2 separate regions of the Homo sapiens genome follow, and region 2 is linked to region 1. Evidence: chromatin loops called from intact Hi-C (ENCODE). Cell type or tissue: B cell. All regions are shown on one strand. Links, peaks and the distances in the headings refer to the core of each region. The heading gives the core; the rest is flanking DNA.

What was found. Peaks named below come from ENCODE experiments on the same cell type or tissue, not always from the same donor. Only the 100,000 strongest peaks of a DNase experiment are listed, where the experiment ranks them.
Region 2: it touches region 1 in a loop (2.5-fold over the local background); 20 of 110 quality-filtered maps call a loop at or near these places.

Annotation. Positions count from the first base shown.
Region 1 is chr12:93,163,080-93,172,865 of GRCh38, reverse strand. All of the region lies in intron 3 of LOC643339 (a long non-coding RNA gene), which reads left to right. Among named protein-coding and RNA genes, the nearest start is that of LINC02412, 6.4 kb to the left of the region's middle. RefSeq lists an enhancer at 4,626-5,175. In B cell, for the core only: no CTCF peak of the experiment used is centred there; DNase peaks (open chromatin) are centred at 4,915 and 5,765; H3K4me3 peaks cover 1,849 bases; H3K27ac peaks cover 4,568 bases.
Region 2 is chr12:93,387,071-93,396,856 of GRCh38, reverse strand. NUDT4 (nudix hydrolase 4) reads right to left here. Exons shown (of 5, transcript NM_019094.6): 2 at 2,138-2,248; 3 at 1,324-1,368. Among named protein-coding and RNA genes, the nearest start is that of NUDT4, 14 kb to the right of the region's middle. In B cell, for the core only: no CTCF peak of the experiment used is centred there; a DNase peak (open chromatin) is centred at 6,106; H3K27ac peaks cover 1,792 bases.

The sequences.
Region 1 (9,786 bases), core at 629-8,628:
TAATTTTGCAAAAACCATATGAGGTAGACACAATTATTATTTCCACTTAGCAGATGAGACTGTTGGAGCACGGTGCATCTGCCACTCTAGTAGTTCACCAGAGGAAGTCTGACATGGGGCTCTGACTATAAGTCTGTTGCAAGAACACAAAAAACAAATGGAGGATGCAAGACAATCCAAAGATGAGAAACAGTAGGAAGCTGCTGCTCCAGGTTGGAGGGACAGAAGGAAGTGGGGATGTCACCAGAGGTGAGGCACTGGGACTGCCCAGCGGGAACTGGAGCTCTAGAGGAGGTGCAGCCACTGTCAGAGCAGCCACCCCAAACTGAGAGGGGCTTAAGTACCCTGACATTCCCTCATCCTACTGCTAAGCTCCACCACTGCTTCCTGTCGGCTGAGCTAACCAGACACTCATGGGCAGGAGCCTGGGAAAATGTAGTCTGCAGAGGTCGCGGTAAAGATGGGGAACAAACTGAGAGAAATAGGTAGAAGATAGGCCCAGAGAAGTTCATTACTTTTTCCAAGCTCTGACAACTTCTAAGTTGCAAAGTCTAGGTAGTTTGGTCCCAGAGTGTGTCCCCTTAACCACTGATGTACACTGCCACTCTGAGAACCTGGGGCCAGGCACTGAATCACATGTCTCAGATGTGTAAAATGAAAATAATAGTGATATCCTCTGTATGGGGCTATGATAAAGGGAAAATGAGTTGACACACTTCAAATATTTTGAATAGTGCCTGGAATATCACACGCACAGTAAATTTTGGTCATTCTTACAGAGATAAGGATCCCAGGAGAAGGCAGTGGTCTGGGCATGGGAACTGTGTCCAGCACTGTTCTAGGCTCTTTCTCTAGAAGGTAGTTGCTATCTCCATTTTACAGACGATAAAACTGAAGCCCCAAGAGTTTGACTTACTCACATAGCAAAAGTGGAAGTAGGACTCAAGAGTTTGATTCCAGAGTCAATGTGTGTATGCCATATTAAAATTCCTGTGTGATGGACTCTCTTACAGCTAAGCTACAGTTTCTATGGGGACACACCTGTGCCTTTTTTGCCTTTGATTCCCTAGCACAGGCTCAGCACCTGGTGTCTTGGAAGGCACTCAGTACGTATTTGCTTGGTGAATTATTAAATGGCCTGGTGATTTGCTGGTGCCGTGGAAGTGGAAGTTGCACAGACGTGTTTCTGGACTTCTTGGTCAGCAGTGAGGTGCTGGAGGCCCAGACTCTTTTCAGAAACTCATTCCAGGCCATCTCCATAGTGCATGCCCGAGTGTTCCAGCTCTGCTATTTCATCCATCTCTGTGATGGCTTCCCCTGGACCTCCGCCTTGTAGAGGCCATCTATTTTCTACATCCTTGAGTGCTCAGTGGTGACCAAGGCAAGAGGATAAGAGTCAGGGTGAGGAAAATTGCATCAGGGGGATGGAAGAGAAAATGAAATGGAGTCAAAGGTCACCATTACACCTTAAGGAGTCCTCAAGAGCACTTCATAATCATCATGTAATCTGCAAATGCACATCTGGAGGTAATTATATCCAGCTAGGACAAATTATTTCTACTTTTATCTTAGCAATTGACCTAGTATATGAAGTGGAAGCAATTCACTGTTCTCTGCCTCTGTTTCCCCACTTAAACAAGAGGGAAGAGATCATTTTCACGGAGTGTTGGAAAAGTACTTTTTCATCATTAGAGAAAGTCTGTAAAAAATTAGTTACTGAATCTGGCTCTGGCATGAGGACATGGGCTAAAACTGAGTTTTTGATCTGTTGCAACTGGTATGTTGTTGGGGACGCTGCCATTTCTTGAAGTTTCTCTCATCTTTCCAGCAGAAAGAGTTGGGCTTCTTATAAGAAGTTGATGTATATTTATTAACAGCTAATATGAGTTATGTATCTAATAATGGTTTCCTCTTCCCTTTGGCTGCTTACAAAGGGCAGAGCCAAATAGGCCAGCACTTGGAAGAATGTGGGATTTCACAGAACGCCTTTTATGTCCTAACCACAGCCCTGCTACTCATTTTTCTATCCTATCTTTTTCCCCCATTACTTTTATTTAACTGATGGTATCTTGCTGAATTTTGTGCATCTTGGTAAGCCATCCTCAAGCCTTCCCAGGACAACACAAATAAGTAAATAAATAGTTATTGACTCAGATGTTTTTAATCATAGACTTGATTCCTGGCTGTGCTTTAGGGAAGCACTTTGTTACTGGCACACAAGTTACTCAAAGTATCAATGTTCCATCACTTTCTAGAATGAACTAATACAGCAGAGATCAATTTATGACAAAAAGCTATAGTATATTAAACTCCAGAGTTCCCAGCTGGAAGAAATTGTAATTTTAGAGTTGGTTGATCCAGAAATAGATGTTGACAATTGACTCAATTTTGGTAATGTTTTAAATGAGTCTGTATTTTATTAATACATATACAAATGATAAATTTATAATTTTTTATTGTATTTTATTAGTCACAACCAATCTACACACATTTGAAAATGGTGGCATATACATATGGTGAAAATATCATTTTCACTGGGTGTCAAATTATGTTGGTGAGCTTATAAACTAGAAGATCCATTGCAAGAAGGCCATAGATTCCCTAGAGGTGAAGCTTTGCAGGCTGGAAATCTTGGCATTCTTCCTTTACTCATTTGTTAAGGCATATTGAGTTAGGTGCTAGTGTTCCTAGGCATGCTTTTGTATTACAGTGCTTCGCTTTCATGAAAATTGGAAAACAATTGGCTCAAACTCAACCTTTAGTAACAAAATTTCCCTTCTGACTTTCTAGACATGTGTCAAAATTACTTCATTAAATTTCAACAGTGTTTAAGCATGCGTTTGTACTGTGATTTTCACTTATTAAGCGCTCTGATGTAATATCTTGTTTTCAATTATATGTAATTTATCAATTATATATTCCTATTAAAGAACAGATTCAAGAAGAGAGGGATCTGATTTTGTGAAAAAGAAATTGTAGGGAAGAAAATCACTGGACTGAGGTCATGCTGCAAGTTAGAGGCCAACCCTAGACAGGAACTTTGTTTTCTAATTTTCTAAAGAGATGGGGTCTTGCTACTTTGCCCAGGTTGGCCTCAAACTCCTGGGCTCCAGCAATCCTCCTGCTTCAGCCTGCCCAATATCTGGACTACAGACACAAGCCACCACACCCAGCTAGAGCTTTTTCTTTCTTTTCTTCTTTTCTTTCCTTTTCCCTCCTTCCTTTCCCTCCCTCCCTCCCCTTCCTTTCTTCCCTCCCTCCCTCCTTCCTTCCTTCCTCTCTTTCTCTCTCCTTCCTTCCTCCCCTCTCTCCCTCCCTCCTTCCTTTCTTTCTCTCTTTCTCTCCTTCCTTCCTTCCTTCCTTCCTTCCTTCCTTCCTTCCTTCCAGGTCTCTCTCTACCCTGCTCAAGCCATCCCCCGCCTCAGCCTCCCCCACTCCCTCAGAGTATCTGGTACTACAGGTGCATGCCACCACATTCAGCTAGCTTTTGTATCTTTGTAGAGACGGGGTTTCACCATGCTGCCCAGGCTGGTCTCATACTCCTGGGCTCAAGTGATCCTTCCGCCTTGGCCTCCCAAAGTGCTGGGATTACAGGTGTTTACCACCACACTGGCAGAATTTTATTTCTTAAAATGATTTTTGCTGTTTTTTCCTTTATCTTATATTGCCTAAGGGCTTTCTTTTTTTTTTTTTTTTAATATTTTTAAGTAAACAGGGTCTCAAGCCTTCAGCCACCCCTTCATCTCTTATATTTCCCTCCAGTGAAATCATAGTACTATGCACAGGCCTGGGTCTCCTTGTCTTTCAACAACTTTGGCTTCCACTGGGGTCTTGAAATCCCTCCGCCATCAATATACAATAAGAAATCCAGCTTTTCCACTCCAGCTGGCAGCTTTTCTGCTACACAGATTAGCTTTTTCATGAACAAAAACTGGCACATCTGATCTATTGGAATTTTATGGCTGCTTAATGGAATTTATTGAAGGCAGCTCAGCAAAGTAGTGTTGCTATGTCTAGTCATGCCTCAGGAAGTGTCTGTACTTAAACCCCAATATGAAAAAGCATTCAAATCCCAGCACTTTGGGAGGCTGAGGCAGGAGGATCGTGGGGGTCGGGAGTTTGAGACCAGCCTGACCAACATGGAGAAACCCCGTCTCTATTAAAAATACAAAACTAGCCGGGCGTGGTGGTGCATGCCTGTAATTCCAGCTACTTGGGAGGCTGAGGCAGGAGAAGAACTTGAACCCGGGAGGCAGAGGTTGCAGTAAGCCGAGATCGCGCCATTGCACTCCAGTCTGGGCAACAAAAGTGAAACTCCATCTCAAAAATAAATAAATACATACATACATAAAATAAAAAAATAAAAAATAAATAAAAGGCCCCCTTGCTTGAACAACGTCCCCTGCAGATACTTTCTGGGCACAAGGGACGCCGTAAGGGCTCCACTTTGCTTATCTCCGCGCGAATCTTTTACTCATCCTGACACGGGCTAGTTCTAATTGATAATCCGTCTTGCTTCCTGGGAATCCCCGAGGAATTTTTAAGAGAAAAATGCAACTTGTTTTGTGAACGGAAAAACAAGTTTGGCTAAGAGTAAACAAATAATAATGAAAGAAAAGCTCATGAGAAAAATAAAAATGAAACAAAAGCACTCTTTCTTTCCTTTAGGGCAGTGCAGGGGACGGAAGGACAGTGGGAGAGGGTGGGAAACGCAGAGGAGGCGGCTGAGTTTATTTTTAACATCAAGTTAAAGACATACTCTGTGTTCTTTCCTTTTAAAAATAGGCTTTTAACGTCTTGAAGCATTTTGACTATTCTGCCTGTGAGGTAAAACCCCTTTTGTGGCTGGCAACTCCCACTGGGTCTTTTCCCATCATTAAAGGCTTACTGGCCAAGTAGTTAGAGCGTTGGAAAAACCCCAGCACTTTTCTTCAAAGGTTCCTCATTAGCATATGCACACAGCTTCTGTGCGCAGAGAGGCTTAGAAACCCTGGCTGCTTACCTGGAGCTTGAGCTTCCTTGCATTTTTCAGAACTGATGGTTAGGGGAAAATCCTCTTTTTAAAATAGTTTGGATTCATGAAATAGTGGAGACAGTCTTTTTTCAGTCCACTGCAAAATTTATTAGTTGAGTTTATGAATAACGCAACATACCGACACCTATAAAATTTGATATGGGTGAACAGATATGGTAATAGCTAATCTCTAACACTTTTTGAAGGCTTCCTATGGGCCAGATACTGTCTATATGCATTTAATGCTCTGAACAGTGCTCTCAGGGTACATAATATTATCATCCCATTTTACAGATGAAGAAACTTGAACTCAAGGCTATTAAATAACAAACTCAGTGAGTGAGTTTGGGGGAAGAGATTCAAACTCAGGCAAGACAGTCAGTTCAGGTCCACTGCTAGCCCATACCATAAGTACATAATTAGAAAAGAAGTCCCTACTTTAAGATATTTTTGCTTCCATCTTTTGGAAAGTTATCAAAAATACCAATTTTGTTAGAAGAAGACATTTTGCTGCCACTTACAAGACTGTTGTCACAATAAATATATAGATCTGCAATGTGTTGATGAGGTGAAGCATGCCCCCTTAGATGTGACAAACTTGTGCAGTGCACAGCCTGCACAAAGGTCCATGACAGCTGTTCGGTACACGTACACATGCAAACACACATGTACGCTTCCACAGAAGAAAAAAAAGGCTGTTTTAGTTTAGTCTTTTGGTCTTTTAGAGGTAACCAGGCTGATCTGACTTCAGGAACAGCTCTTCTATGTGGCTCAGTCTAGAATGAGTATAGATCATATAAAAGGGTCTGAAACTGGTTGTATTTGTACATAGTTCAAAAATATCCTACTCTTACTTCCTCTTTGCTTCTCCTCTGGGGAATAAACACTCAATAAACATTTTACACAGGAAGTTCCGTGTACATAGGTGTGTTAAAGGATGAGGATAAAATAAATAGAATAGTTCACAAAACTGGGGAGATTAAACTTTTATTACAGAAAATTTCAAACATATACTGAAGTAGAACAAAAAGTATAATGAACCCCACTTTCCTCCATGAACCTAACATCCAGCTGTAAAAATCATCGACTGATGGCCATTCCTGCTTCGTCTGGATTTCCACTCGCTCTCCTCCATATTGAAGCAATTCCTAGACACATCATTTTAGCCAAAAATATTTCAGTACATTTCTCTTCAAGATATGAAATCTTTTCAAAATATAACCACAATACCATTATTACATCTAAACAGAAATAATAAAAAGTCTTTAATATCATCATATAGCCAGTGTTCAAAATTTTAACTGTCTCTCAAATGTCCCAAATTTTCTTTTTTCATTTGTCTGTTTTTACCTTGTGTTTTTTGAAATGGGAACCAACTAAGTTCAAACATCCCATTGGTTGTTACGTTTCTTAAGTCTCTTTTAATGTACAAGTTCTCCCTTCATCTTCCTTCATCTCTCTCTCTCTCTTTTTTCTTTTTTTCCAGAGTCTGCATTTTGCTGATGGCATCCAAGTAATGTTTAACGTGGTTCTCTGCTGCAGAATCCTTTCTGTATCTGTATATTCTTTTAAGGTGCTTGGGTGAATTTGATCCATAGCCAGGCTTGGAAAATACTGGAGAAGTTGTGTTTCTGCTTCTGGATTTCTTAATGTCTTTTATCTTTTTTTTTAATTTCATTTTTCTATTTCTTTCTTTTTTTTTTTTTTTTTGAGATGGAGTCTCGCTCTGTCACTCAGGCTGGAGTGCAGTGGTGTGATCTTGGCTCACTGCAAGCTCCGCCTCCCAGGTTCATGCCATTTTTCTATTTCTTAAATCCTCTATAGGAAATAAGGATTTCTTAATGTCTGGGTTGAAAAAACAAAACTCAGAGGAACCTGAGTACAATCATAAAAGTACATGTCCACCACCTGTTGACAGACGATGAATGTTGGCTTGAATATAGAGGGCATCTAGAATCCCTGGGGCAACTAAGGGGGCTGCAGGGGAACAACTTCTCAGCCAGGCTTGAGATGGGCAACAGAGCTGAATTAGCAGTGCTGGAAAAAAAAAGAGGACCTTCCAGCTGGGGGATTTGGTCTCACTTGAGGCCCTGTGGGAACTAGTAACCAGCAGGTGAATTGTTAATTAGCAGGCAAAGCCTGGCCTGGAATAAGCTGGTGCTTGACTTCAGTGGAGTTTAAATAGCTGGGAAAACGATTGTTCTAAGGATACTTGACTGGAGGCATTTCCAGCACATGCTTGTGGCAGAAGGAGTGATGTGTTCTGTCCTAGGCACCTCTGCTGCTTCTGTCATCGACCTAGGTGATATGCTTTGGCTGTGTCCCCACCCAAATCCCATGTGTCATGGAAGGGACTCGGTGGGAGGTAATTGATTCATGGGGGCAGGCCTTTCCTGTGCTATTCTCATGATAGTGAATAAGTCCCATGAGATCTGACAGTTTTATAAAGGAGAGATCCTCCACACATGCTCTTTTGCCTTCTGCCATGTAACACGTGACTTTGCTCCTCCTTTGCCTTCTGCCATGATTGTGAGGCCTCCCCAGCCATGTGGAACTGTGAGTCCATTAAACCTCTTTCCATATAAATTACCCAGTCTCAGGTATGTCTTTATTAGCAGCGTGAGAACAGACTAATACACTGGGCTTGCTTTCTTCTGTGCATCTTCTTTTTGTTTTGTTTTGTTTTTGGAGACAGAGTCTCACTCTGTAGCCCAGGCTGGAGTGCAGTGGTGTGATCTTGGCTCACTGCAACCTCTGCCTCCTGGGTTCAAGCAATTCTCTGCCTCAGCCTCCCAAGTAGCTAAGATTACAGGTGCCAGCCACCATGCCTGGCTAAATTTTTGTATTTTAGCAGAGATGGGGTTTCACCATGTTGGCCAGGCTGGTCTCAAACTCCTGACCTCAAGTGATCCACCTGCCTTGGCCTCCCAAAGTGTTGGGATTACAGGCATGAGCCACCACGCCAGGCCTCTTCTGTGCATCTCAAAGGCTTGAGAAAAATTTTTTTTTTTTTAAATAAATAACAGAGCATTACATTTCCTTGGTGAGGGGTTTTGGGGCTTTTTTCCCCATGTCCACATTGATCTGTCAACACCTGCCCCAGGTCCCTGCTGTTCTCCTTGCCCCATACCTGCTGCCAAAAGAGGTGCTTGCTGTCAGAAAGCCGGGGTCAAAGTGTCTCTACCACTGGCTAGCTGGGCAACCTTGGGTAGGTCCCTCAGTTCTCTGAGCCCTGTAATCTTTATGTAAAATAAAGATTGTATCACCTGCTCCACCTACCATAAGAGGCTGTTGTGAGAATCAGCCTCTTATGGTAGGTGGAGCAGGTGATCCAAAAGAGTTAATGTAGGTGAAAGTCCTGTCCTTCATTAAACCACAAAGCATCATCCAATTGCTCTTGTTGCCTGCTGCCTCCTCTCTACTTGTAGTCATTCATTCCTGGCTGAGAGTGCAGAAGTTGAACAAGGCCCCATTACTTTTTAGTTGTATCATTTGGGGCGAGTCATGCTGTGAATTTCTGTTTCCTCATACATAAAATGGGAATAACTTTACCTAGCATTTATTTACATCCTTCTTTATTTACACTGCACCTTGACCCAATGATGTTATCAGCACGAAAGCCGAGATAAACACACATAAAGCACCTAACCTAGACTTGGCACCCAGTCGGTACTCAGTAAAAGGGAATTCTTTCCTTCCCTGTTTGTGGAAATTGGACTATGGTATAACCCAGCTGAGATGCCTTCCTTTATAAAGAAAGAACTCCTCCTCTAATTGCTGAGGATAGTACTGTCTGCTACTCCTTCACCCTCAACTTTTTATCTCAGTGCTTTGCTCAAGGCCCAAACATGCTTAAAATTCTCTTTTGAAGTCTGTAGACTAGGGAGTTATATAATGGAGTCTTCTTTTATTACTTGGGGATAAAGATTCCTCAACAGCACGTGTGAAAAAGACTCAAATATTTGGTTGACTGCAAAATTAACATGAGTCAACAGTGTGATGAACAAGCAAGAAATGTATTTTAGGAAGTATGAAGGGAATGGTCCAGTGAGAGGATAGCCTTAGACTCATTCTCCTCATGTTGGTCAGACTACGCTTGGACTAAAGGACTCAGTTCCAGATGCTGATGCCTGGGGATGGATCATCAGAAAGGAGTGCTAGCAAAGAGCTTGGGATGCAGGGTGTTTGAGTAACTTTCAGAAAAACTGAGGCTCCTTAAACTGCAAAAGATGTATTTCAGGAGAGATATGTATTGTCTCTTGTTTCTTGAACGGACTGAACAAAACACCACCACTTTGGATTTACTTAAGAGTAATAATTTCTAAGGAGTATGTAGAAGTACACATTTGAGGTTATGTGACTCCCAGGGGAAGAATTAGGGACAGTAGGTAGAAGTTATGGAGAAGTAGTTTTAGTGGTATTTCTGTTTCTATTCCTCTTTACAACTCTGGGTTTTCGGAAGAATTAGCTATTAAAACTATTTAAAACTTGGCTTTCTTACAGCCAGTTTCAGCATGATGTTACATACAAAAGATATTCAAAGCAATATTGAAATTGTGAATTAGAAAGGGACATAACTACAAATATACCAGAAATTAAAACAGGTAACAAGAGACAATCAGGTATGACTTTATGTCAATTAATTCGGAAGACATACAAAATGGTTAACTTCCAGAAAACAATAATCAATATAAACTTAAGAAGAAATAGCCTAAATTATATGATCTTGAAAGATATGACATCAATGATTATAGCTACCTATATTATGAAAT
Region 2 (9,786 bases), core at 1,244-9,243, 220 kb before region 1:
CGCTCTGCAACCTCCACCTCCCGGGTTCAAGCCATTCTGCCTCAGCCTCCCAAGTAGCTGGGACTACAGGCGTGCGTCACCATGCCCGGCTAATTTTTGTATTTTTAGTAGAGACAGGGTTTCACCATATTGGCCAAGCTGGTCTTGAATTCCTGACCTAGTGATCCTCCTGCCTTGGCCAACCCAAAGTTCTGGGATTACAGGCATGAGCCACCACGCCCGGCCAACTTTACTCTTAATTACTGTATTCCGGTAAAAGTCATCATCAATTCTACCAAGTGCTACAAAATCGGGATTTTTTCTGAATTCCTAAGGCTTAAAAATAAAATTTATATGGTTCTACTATAAAGGCTGTACTAACCTATAAACAGCACCCTGAAAAAAGGAAAGTGACCATGTTTCTGGTATACTGTGTATCTAGGTCTGAATCTTGGATGAAGATACATCTGGACCTCCTTTCTCCCTGGCTTCCAGAGACTGCCTATCACATTCAAATTCCCTCCCTGAAAATTCTATTCTGCCTTCAGTAATAAGAGAATATATGAAAGAGAATTCTATTCTTTTAGCATCTGTTCTATGTACCTGAGATTTATATCTTCGTACAATCCTTTAAGTCACTAGGTGTATCATATAATATTTGCTAAGGGCAATGGGGACATTTCCAGATAAAACACATGAGACCTAAGCTCTTAGGTCATACTAAAAATATTGTACCTCCTAAAAGATCTATACCCTAAACAGTCTACAGTGGATTAAGATAAACATTTCAGTATCAGCTCCACTGTATTTTCAAACAGAAGTAATCACTACCATAATAATGCTATATAAAAGTGATGGCAGCCGGGCACAGTGGCTCACGCCTGTAATCCCAGCACTTTGGGAGGCCGAGGTGGGCGGATCACTAGGTCAAGAGATGGAGACCATCCTGGCCAACATGGTGAAACCCCATCTCTATTAAAAATACAAAACTTAGCTGGGCGTGGTGGCGCGTGCCTGTAGTCCCAACTACTTGGGAGGACGAGGCAGGAGAATTGCTTGAATCTGGGAGGCAGAGGTTGTAGTAAGCCAAGATTGCACCACTGAACTCCAGCCTGGCGACAGAGCGAGACTCTGTCTTAAAAAAAATTAATTAAAAATAAATAAATAAAAGTGGTGGCATATGAAAAAGTGGCTTTTACTTCCCTCCCTACCTAATCCTGGACTGACTGCCTACTGCTAGTCTGAGAGAAATGTCTGGTTCAGGCTGCTGCCACATTATTTGGTTGGTTAGGAAGAAATCATTAATTCTATTATCAGCAAAGTGAAGATTACTTTTTAACTCACCTCAAATATGCCCAGAAGTCTGCCTAGTTTTCCTTTGACTCCAGCCTATTAAAAAAAGATGAAATATAAAATGTTTACCTTTTTATAACAAAATGTATATAAATACAAGTTACACTCTGGCTATTTACTTAAATCTAATTAAATACAATACCCCTCCCCATACCAACTCACTATCTTCCTGCTTCTGTGAAGTTTTTATTGTCATTTACTTCATCAGCGGCAAGGACTGATCAAAAATTAGTATTTCTGGCTGGGCGCTGTGGCTCATGTCTGTAATCCCAGCACTTTGGGAGGCCGAGGCAGAAGGATCACTTGAGGTCAGGAGTTCGAGACCAGCCTGGCCAACATGGTGAAACCCTGTCCCTACTAAAAATACAAAAATTAAGGCCAGGTGTAGTGGCTCACGCCTGTAATCCCAGCACTTTGGGAGGCTGAGGCTGGCGGATCACCTGAGGTCAGGGGTTTGAGACCAGTCTGGCCAACATGGTGAAACCCTGTCTCTACTAAAAATACAAAAATTAGCCAGACGCGGTGGCACGTGCCTGTAATCCCAGCTACTCGGGAGGCTGAAGCTGGAGAATCACTTGAACCTGGGAGGCGGAGGTGGCAGTGAGCCAAGATCGCTCCACTGTACTCCAGGCCTGGCAACAGAGCGAGACTCCATCTCAAAAAATAAAAAAAAAAATTAAAATTAAAAATAAAGTTGCATCAGGCAAAAAGCACTCCTGGACCCGTCTCGCTGTCTTAGTGTTATGTAGCAAAGGGCCTTGTTTTTAAAACTCCGAAACAGAATTTGTGTGAAAGAACATCTCACCTCCTCATAAACTTCCCTCACGGCAGCACCGCCAGGTTCCTCCTCGGGTTCCATTCCTCCTCCTGGGACAATCCACTGGTCTGGGTACCGGCTGCTACTCACCAGCAGCACCTGTAAGGTGAACCATAACTGTATACTTCCAGCCTGAGAAGCACTTCGTATATAAACAACATTCTCAAACCTCTGCAAGGTTATAACTCTATTCTAGATTAAAATATTTTAAAATTTAATTAAAATTAGGGGGTACGCATTACACCACAAAAATGCAATTGACAACCTTTGTTAAACACCATCTTTCTGAAATCAGAATTAACATTAACATGGTCACACTACCAAATCACCTTATCTAATGAAATAAACTACTGGTGGTAAAACTCTCAAATTATTGGATAATAACAAAGGATAAAAACAGAAACTTGGCTGGGCGCGGTGGCTCACGCCTGTAATCCCAGCACTCTGGGAGGCCGAGGCGGGCGGATCAAGAGGTCAGGAGATCGAGATCATCCTGGCTAACATGGTGAAACCCCAAACCCCGTCTCTACTAAAAAAATTAGCCAGGCATGGTGGCGGGCGCCTATAGTCCCAGCTACTTGGGAGGCTGAAGCAGGAGAATCGCTTGAACCCAGGAGGTGGAGGTTGCAATGAACTGAGATCGTGCCACCATACTCCAGCATGGGTGACAGAGACTCCATCTCAAAAAAACAAAAAACAGAAACTTGGCTTATTAGCCAGAGTTGTATGCACTGAGGTCTATGGTCACATAAGTTTATTTAGTTATGGAATATTCCAAATTTAAGGAAATGACCATAGGTAGGTTACCTTGTTTCCTCACCTAAAAAATAAGAATACTAAGAAGATAACAGATGTGTGAGAAAGAAATAGGGAAATGCACATAAAGACGATTCTTGATACAGAGTGCTTGTTACTGTTATGATTAGGTGGCAAGAAGCATCCTTCACATTTTAAACCTGCATACATAGGCAAAAGTCACTTCATTCTTCTAACAGGCAGCTATCATTTATGATCTAGAACAGGACTGGCAGTCTGCAGCTCACCACCTGTACAGTCTGTGAGCCAGAAGTATTTTTACATTTTAAAATTATGTGAAATTCAAATTTCAGTGTCCACAGATGGAATTATTAGAATCGAGTCACTTACTCATTTTTACATATTGTCTGGTTGTTTTAATGATGCAACAGCAGAGTCAAAGCAGTTGTGACAGAGACTGTGTGGCCCTCAAAACTTAAAATGTTTGTCTGGCCCTTAATTTGGAAGTCTATGGACCCCTTACCAAGAATAGCATTAAGATTGAAATGTGGCCGGGCGTGGTGGCTCACATCTATAATCCCAGCACTTTAGGAGGCCGAGGTGGGCGATCACCTGAGGTCAGGAGTTCCACACCAGCCTGGACAAAACATGGTGAAACCCCGTCTTTACTAAAAATACAAAAATTAGCCAGGTGTGGTGGTGCATGCCTGTAATCCCAGCTAATCGGGAGACTGAGGCATGAGAATCACTTGAACCTGGGAGGCGGAGGTTGCAGTGAGCAGTGAGCAGAGATTGCACCACTGCACTCCAGCCTGGGCAACAGAGCAAGACTCCATCTCGGGGAAAAAAAAAAAAAAAAAAGACTGAAATCTACAAATTGTTACAAAAATACCCTATTACCTTAGACAAGTATCCTAGATTTTATTTAACAGGTAACAGGTATTACATACCCATCTTTTAAATGAATATCTGGCCGGGCGCAGTGGCTCATGCCTGTAATCCTAGCACTTTGGGAGGCTGAGGTGGGCAGATCACCTGAGGTCAGGAGTTCCACACCAGCCTGGACAAAACATGGTGAAACCCCGTCTTTACTAAAAATACAAAAATTAGCCAGGTGTGGTGGTGCATGCCTGTAATCCCAGCTAATCGGGAGACTGAGGCATGAGAATCACTTGAACCTGGGAGGCGGAGGTTGCAGTGAGCAGTGAGCAGAGATTGCACCACTGCACTCCAGCCTGGGCAACAGAGCAAGACTCCATCTCGGGGGAAAAAAAAAAAAAAAAAAGACTGAAATCTACAAATTGTTACAAAAATACCCTATTACCTTAGACAAGTATCCTAGATTTTATTTAACAGGTAACAGGTATTACATACCCATCTTTTAAATGAATATCTGGCCGGGCGCAGTGGCTCATGCCTGTAATCCTAGCACTTTGGGAGGCTGAGGTGGGCAGATCACCTGAGGTCAGGAGTTCAAGACCAGCCTGGCCAACATGGTGAAACCCCATCTCTACTAAAAATACAAAAAATTAGCCGGGCGTGGTGGAAGGCACCTGTAATCCCAGCTACTTAGGAGGCTGTGGCAGGAGAATCACTTGAACCTGGGAGGCGGAGGTTGCAGTGAGCCGAGATCATGCCACTACACTCCAGCCTGGGCAACAGAGCTAGATTCTGTCTCAAAAAAAGGAAAAAAAAAAGGGGGGGGGGGAAACAAAGGAATATTTGTGGGCTAGCTTAGGTTGAACTTCACTTAAGTTAAAATCAACTCAAGGTGAGCGTGGTGGCTCATGCCTATAATCCCAGCACTTTGGGAGGCTGAAGTGGGTGGACATCTGAGGTCAGGGGTTCAAGACCAACCTGGCCAACATGGTGAAACCCTATCTCTACTAAAAATACAAAAATTAGCTGGGTGTGGTAGCACATTCCTGTAGTCCCAGCTACTCAGGAGGCTGAGGCACAAGAATTGCTTGAATTCAGGAAGCGAAGGTTGCAGTGAGCCGAGACTGCACCACTGCACTTCAGCCTGGGCAATGGAGTGAGACTCTGTCTCAAAAAAATAAAAAATAAAAATAAATAAGTCAATTTGAACAAAAGTGTCCACAAAATTATCTTAGTATACTACCTTCAAGTAAATTTAAACAGTTCTCCCTCGAAAACACATAGGGTTTATCACGAAGTTTAATTCCCAGTGTGCATAGAGATGATGATGATAACTAAGACAGGGTCTCACTTGGACATCCACGTTGGAGTGCAGTGACACAATCTCTGCTGACTGCAGCCTTCACTTCCCGGGCTCAAGTGATCCTCTCACTCCAGCTTCCCGAGCAGTTGGGAGTACAGGCACCCACCACCAGGCCTGGCTAATTTTTGTACTTTTTTTTTTTTTTGAAATGGAGTCTCGTCCTATCATCCAGGCTGGAGGGCAGTGGCATGGTCTTGGCTCACAGCAACCTCTGCCTCCCGGGTTCAAGTGATTCTCCCACCTCAGCCTCCAAAGTAGCTGGGATTACAGGCACCTCCCACCAAGACCAGCTAATTTTTGTATTTTGAGTAGAGATGGGGTTTCGCCACGTTGGCCAGACTGATCTCAAACTCCTGACTTCAAGTGATCTGCCTGCCTTGGCCTCCCAAAGTGCTGGGATTACAGGAGTAAGCCACCATGCCCAGTCTGATTTTCGTATTATTTTGTAGAGGTGGGGTCTTGCCATGTTGCCTAGACAGGTCTCAAAACCATGGGCTCAAGTGATCTTCTCACCTTGGCCTCCCAACTGGGATTACAGGCAAGAGCCATGACTGATTTTTTTTTCTTTTAAATGCATGCCAGCACTTCTATCTGCCCTGCTCCCTCCCTGCTGCCAGGAGCTGCTGGCCTTTAAGAGTTCTCAGCCAGCACAGGAGTCCTCTCTCATTTGACTAAGTTACCAGGAACTTTTCCAAACTGGAAAGTTTCAAGCTGACAATTCAGCAACTCCCACCCTTCTCTCAAGCCCCCAAAATGCTGAGTTAAAAGAGAGTATCTATTTAGGCATAGAACCTCCTCTTAGAAAAGCAGCATTCCAGGCCAGGCATGGTGGCTCACGCCTGTAATCCCATCCCAGCACTTTGGGAGGCCAAGGCGGGCAGGTGTGAGAACAGCCTGGGCAACACAGCAAAACTCCCTCTACAAAAAAATACAGAAATCAGCCATGCATGGTGACATGTGCCCATAATACCAGCTACTCAGGAGGCTGTGGTGGAAGGGATCACCTGAGCCCAGGAGGTCGAGGTTACAGTGAGCTGTGATCATGCCACTGCACTCCAGCCTGGGCGACAGAATGAGACTGTCTCAAAAAAAGGGAGGGGGGGTTATTACATTATCAAATTATACCCAGATGAGACTTTATAGAAAATTAGAAAAAGAAAATTAAAAATCCAAAAGTGCATGCAAGGGTCTCTAAGTTCAAATTCTACTTTCAACAGAGAAACTACAAATCAGATTTCAAAACCTTTGTATTTTATTCAAAATTGGAGGCTTACAGAGGATCTATGGCAACCAAAGGCACTGGCCCTCTATCAAGACTGGCAAGTGAATGTTAGTTTTTAAGTTAAATAAAAATGTTAAGAGTTTGTCTCGCATCACTGGAAAAGTAAACAGCAACTACTGGTCCGGACTGCAGAGTTACAGGCCTCTTTTTCTGGTCACTAGGTTTGGGTTAGGAATAAACTGGTTTCTATTGCCTAGATGAAATTCTTGTTACACAATTCTATGCTCTCTAAGCAACTTCCTGGATTACGTTAATAATGGGACATAACGCAGGTGGCTAGCCGCCTGAAAAGTACATCATCACTTAGTAAATAGTAAATAGGGAGTTCAAAATCATCCATATTCAAAATGTTGCAGTCCTGAATAAATGAAATGCAAAGTCTCATGTATCTAGGTCATTGACTATGATGTTTCCAGTTCTCCAAGACAGAGCTAAATTACAGGAGATTAATAATGTTGAAAAACCATTAGTATAAGATGTGTCTGCTTTTCTGAAGAAACATTTTATGCTTCAGATTTTTTTTTTTTTGAGACAGAGTCTCGCTCTGTCATTCAGACTTGAGTCTAGTGGTGCAATCTCGGCTCACTGCAACCTCCGCCTCCTTGGTTCAAGCAATTCCCTCCCTCAGCCTCCCGAGTAGCTGGGATTACAGGCTCCCACCACCATGCCCAGCTCATTTTGGTACTTTTAGTAGAGATGGGGTTTCACCATCTTGGCCAGGCTGGTCTTGAACTCCTGACCTCGTGATCCACCTGCCTCGGCCTCCCAAAGTGCTGGGGTTACAGGTGTCAGCCACCGCGCCCGGTCTATGCTTCAGATTTAAAACCAATCCTGCATCTACAAGACATCAGCATGACTAAACTTTTCTTCCAAAAATGAGTAATATGGAACCCTTGTGTCTCAACATCTCTCTTTCATAAATTACTTTTTAGAAAGCCTCATGAAAATAGTATATAAATTTGATAAGTGATTTAGCACAATCCAGTAATTTATGATATAAGAATCTCGGCTCACTGCAACCTCCGCCTCCCCGGTTCAAGCGATTCTCCTGCCTCAGCCTCCCAAGTAGCTGGGATTACAGACATGCGCCACCACGCCCAGCTAATTTTGTATTTTTAGTAGAGACGGGGTTTCTCCATGCTGGTCAGGCTGGTCTTGAACTCCAGACCTCAGGTGATCTGCCCGCCTCAGCCTCTCAAACTGCTGGGATTACAGGCATGAGCCACCACACCCAGCCAAATGTATCTTTCAAAAAAAAGGCCGATAAATTTAAATGAGTAATTATCTATGGTCCAGAAATGATTCACATCTAAACTACTAGCTTAAGGCAGATGTGCTAATATCCAACTTTTGGTGATGGTAGTTTTAAAATCCAGCATGTTTCATTAAGCACTTGTCTACTCATCTAAATTGACAAACCTGCAGATAGAATTGGGCTCCTCTGGGCCCTTGATCTGCCAATTAATTCCAGTCTGTCCTAAACTCTGCTACTTTTGAACCTTTCATGCTTTTGAGGGTCTACAGCTAACACAGTCACCACTAGCATCATATGGCTAAATTTAAGATTAAATAAAATTTAAAATTCAATTCCTTAGTCCAGTCATATTTCAAGTGCTCATCTCAAGGGTCACATATTGGACATCTACAGCCAATTAATGGTATATCCTTTTCAGAACAGGTAAAATATGTAACTGTTAGTTATTTATCCACTTAAATTTTCATGCAAAACCTTACCACTTTAAAATGCTTTTCGAAAGAAAATCAGAATCATGAAAATGGGCTAGCAGGAAAGAAGCATCATGCACATGGTATCCAAACTAAATCCATTCACTTTTGTCTTTACAATCTTCAGCCTCTAGAAGGACAGAGAACAGACTGACTCCTGTCAAAAAGTGACAATTCAGCACAAGTTCTCCACCTTAAAGAGAAGCACTGTGGAGAAAGAAGTTGCTGATTTTGTTCCTTATCTACTAATTGTGTGATACTCAACAAGAATTGTATGTGATGAAAAGATACTGAATATACATCTTTCCCTCAAAGAGCTTATATTCTTGGAGGTGGGGTTGGAATACAGTCACATAGAATGCTCAATATTTTGTGTCTAAAAACTGCAAGAACACATACATCTATATAAATCTATATCATTATAAATTGTGGACAAACGATTTAGCCTAATCCAGTAACTTATCATCCAAGAGTCCCTTGACATCTCAGGAAGAATAAATTTGGTCAGACCAATAACTTCAAATTATCTTTCCATAAAATGATCGCTTTAAATGGGTACTTAATATCTGTGATATAGAAATGACTGGCCATCTAAACAACTAGCTTATGAAAAGAGGTCTCACACAGATGTCATGGTGACAGATTTGAAAGTCTGTCTGTTTCATTAAGTACTTGCCTACTCATCTTGAATAGTTCATTTGAGTGTTCAAATGAGGGCAAGGCCACATCTGGGGGGGTGGTGGTGGGGAGAAGGCAGTGACTAAGAGTGAGCAAGAACTGAGGGATACACTCCAGATAAGAGAATAGACTGGATGATGGCGTATGTCTGCCAGGGTGGAAAAATATGAACAGCATTAGTAGAGAGAAGGACAATTAAAACAGTCCCCTGCCTGCCCCCAACCCCAATAACAGTGAAAAGTCTTTTAACTTAAGGCCAACTAGTGTGATAGCTAGGCCATCCTGTGATCACCTGGGGTCTGTCATGCACTTGGAAGCGGTCCCCAGCACTAGATCTAGACCAGTACAGATGAAAAAAAGTTGGTATCACATTGGAGCATGTTTATATTTTAATTAGGCAGACAACAGAGGACACTAACAACTTTTTAGGCAAGGGGTTGAGATTAAGATGAAAACATAACTCAGTGTTTCCTAAGAACCGCCACACCTGCTCTATTGTTCAGTGCTATATGACCATTTCTCTTTCCAGAAAAACATTTCACCAAGTTAAAAAGCCTGAGATTATAAAAGAGAAACTGGGGATGGTGGTGAGGAGTTGCACCGTAGTGGAGTACTGTCACTCCAGAACTATCAGGAACTCAAGAATTACAGCTTTTCTGTTGAATTCACTTGGAATCTGTTGAAAATGAAAATCATCAATGTAGATTTTTCTGGACTACATTTTTATGGAACTACTAAAGCAATTCAGCTTGAAAAAACACGTTTTGTAAAGAGCATGCAAATAAAACAGTCTAGCCGGGTGCAGTGGCTCATACCTGTAATCCCAGCACTTTGGGAGGCCGAGGCAGGAGGATCACTTGAGGTCAGGAGTTCAAGACCAGCCTGGCCAACATGGTGAAACCTCATCTCTACCAAAAACATAAAAAGTAGCTGGGCATGGTGGTGCACGCCTGT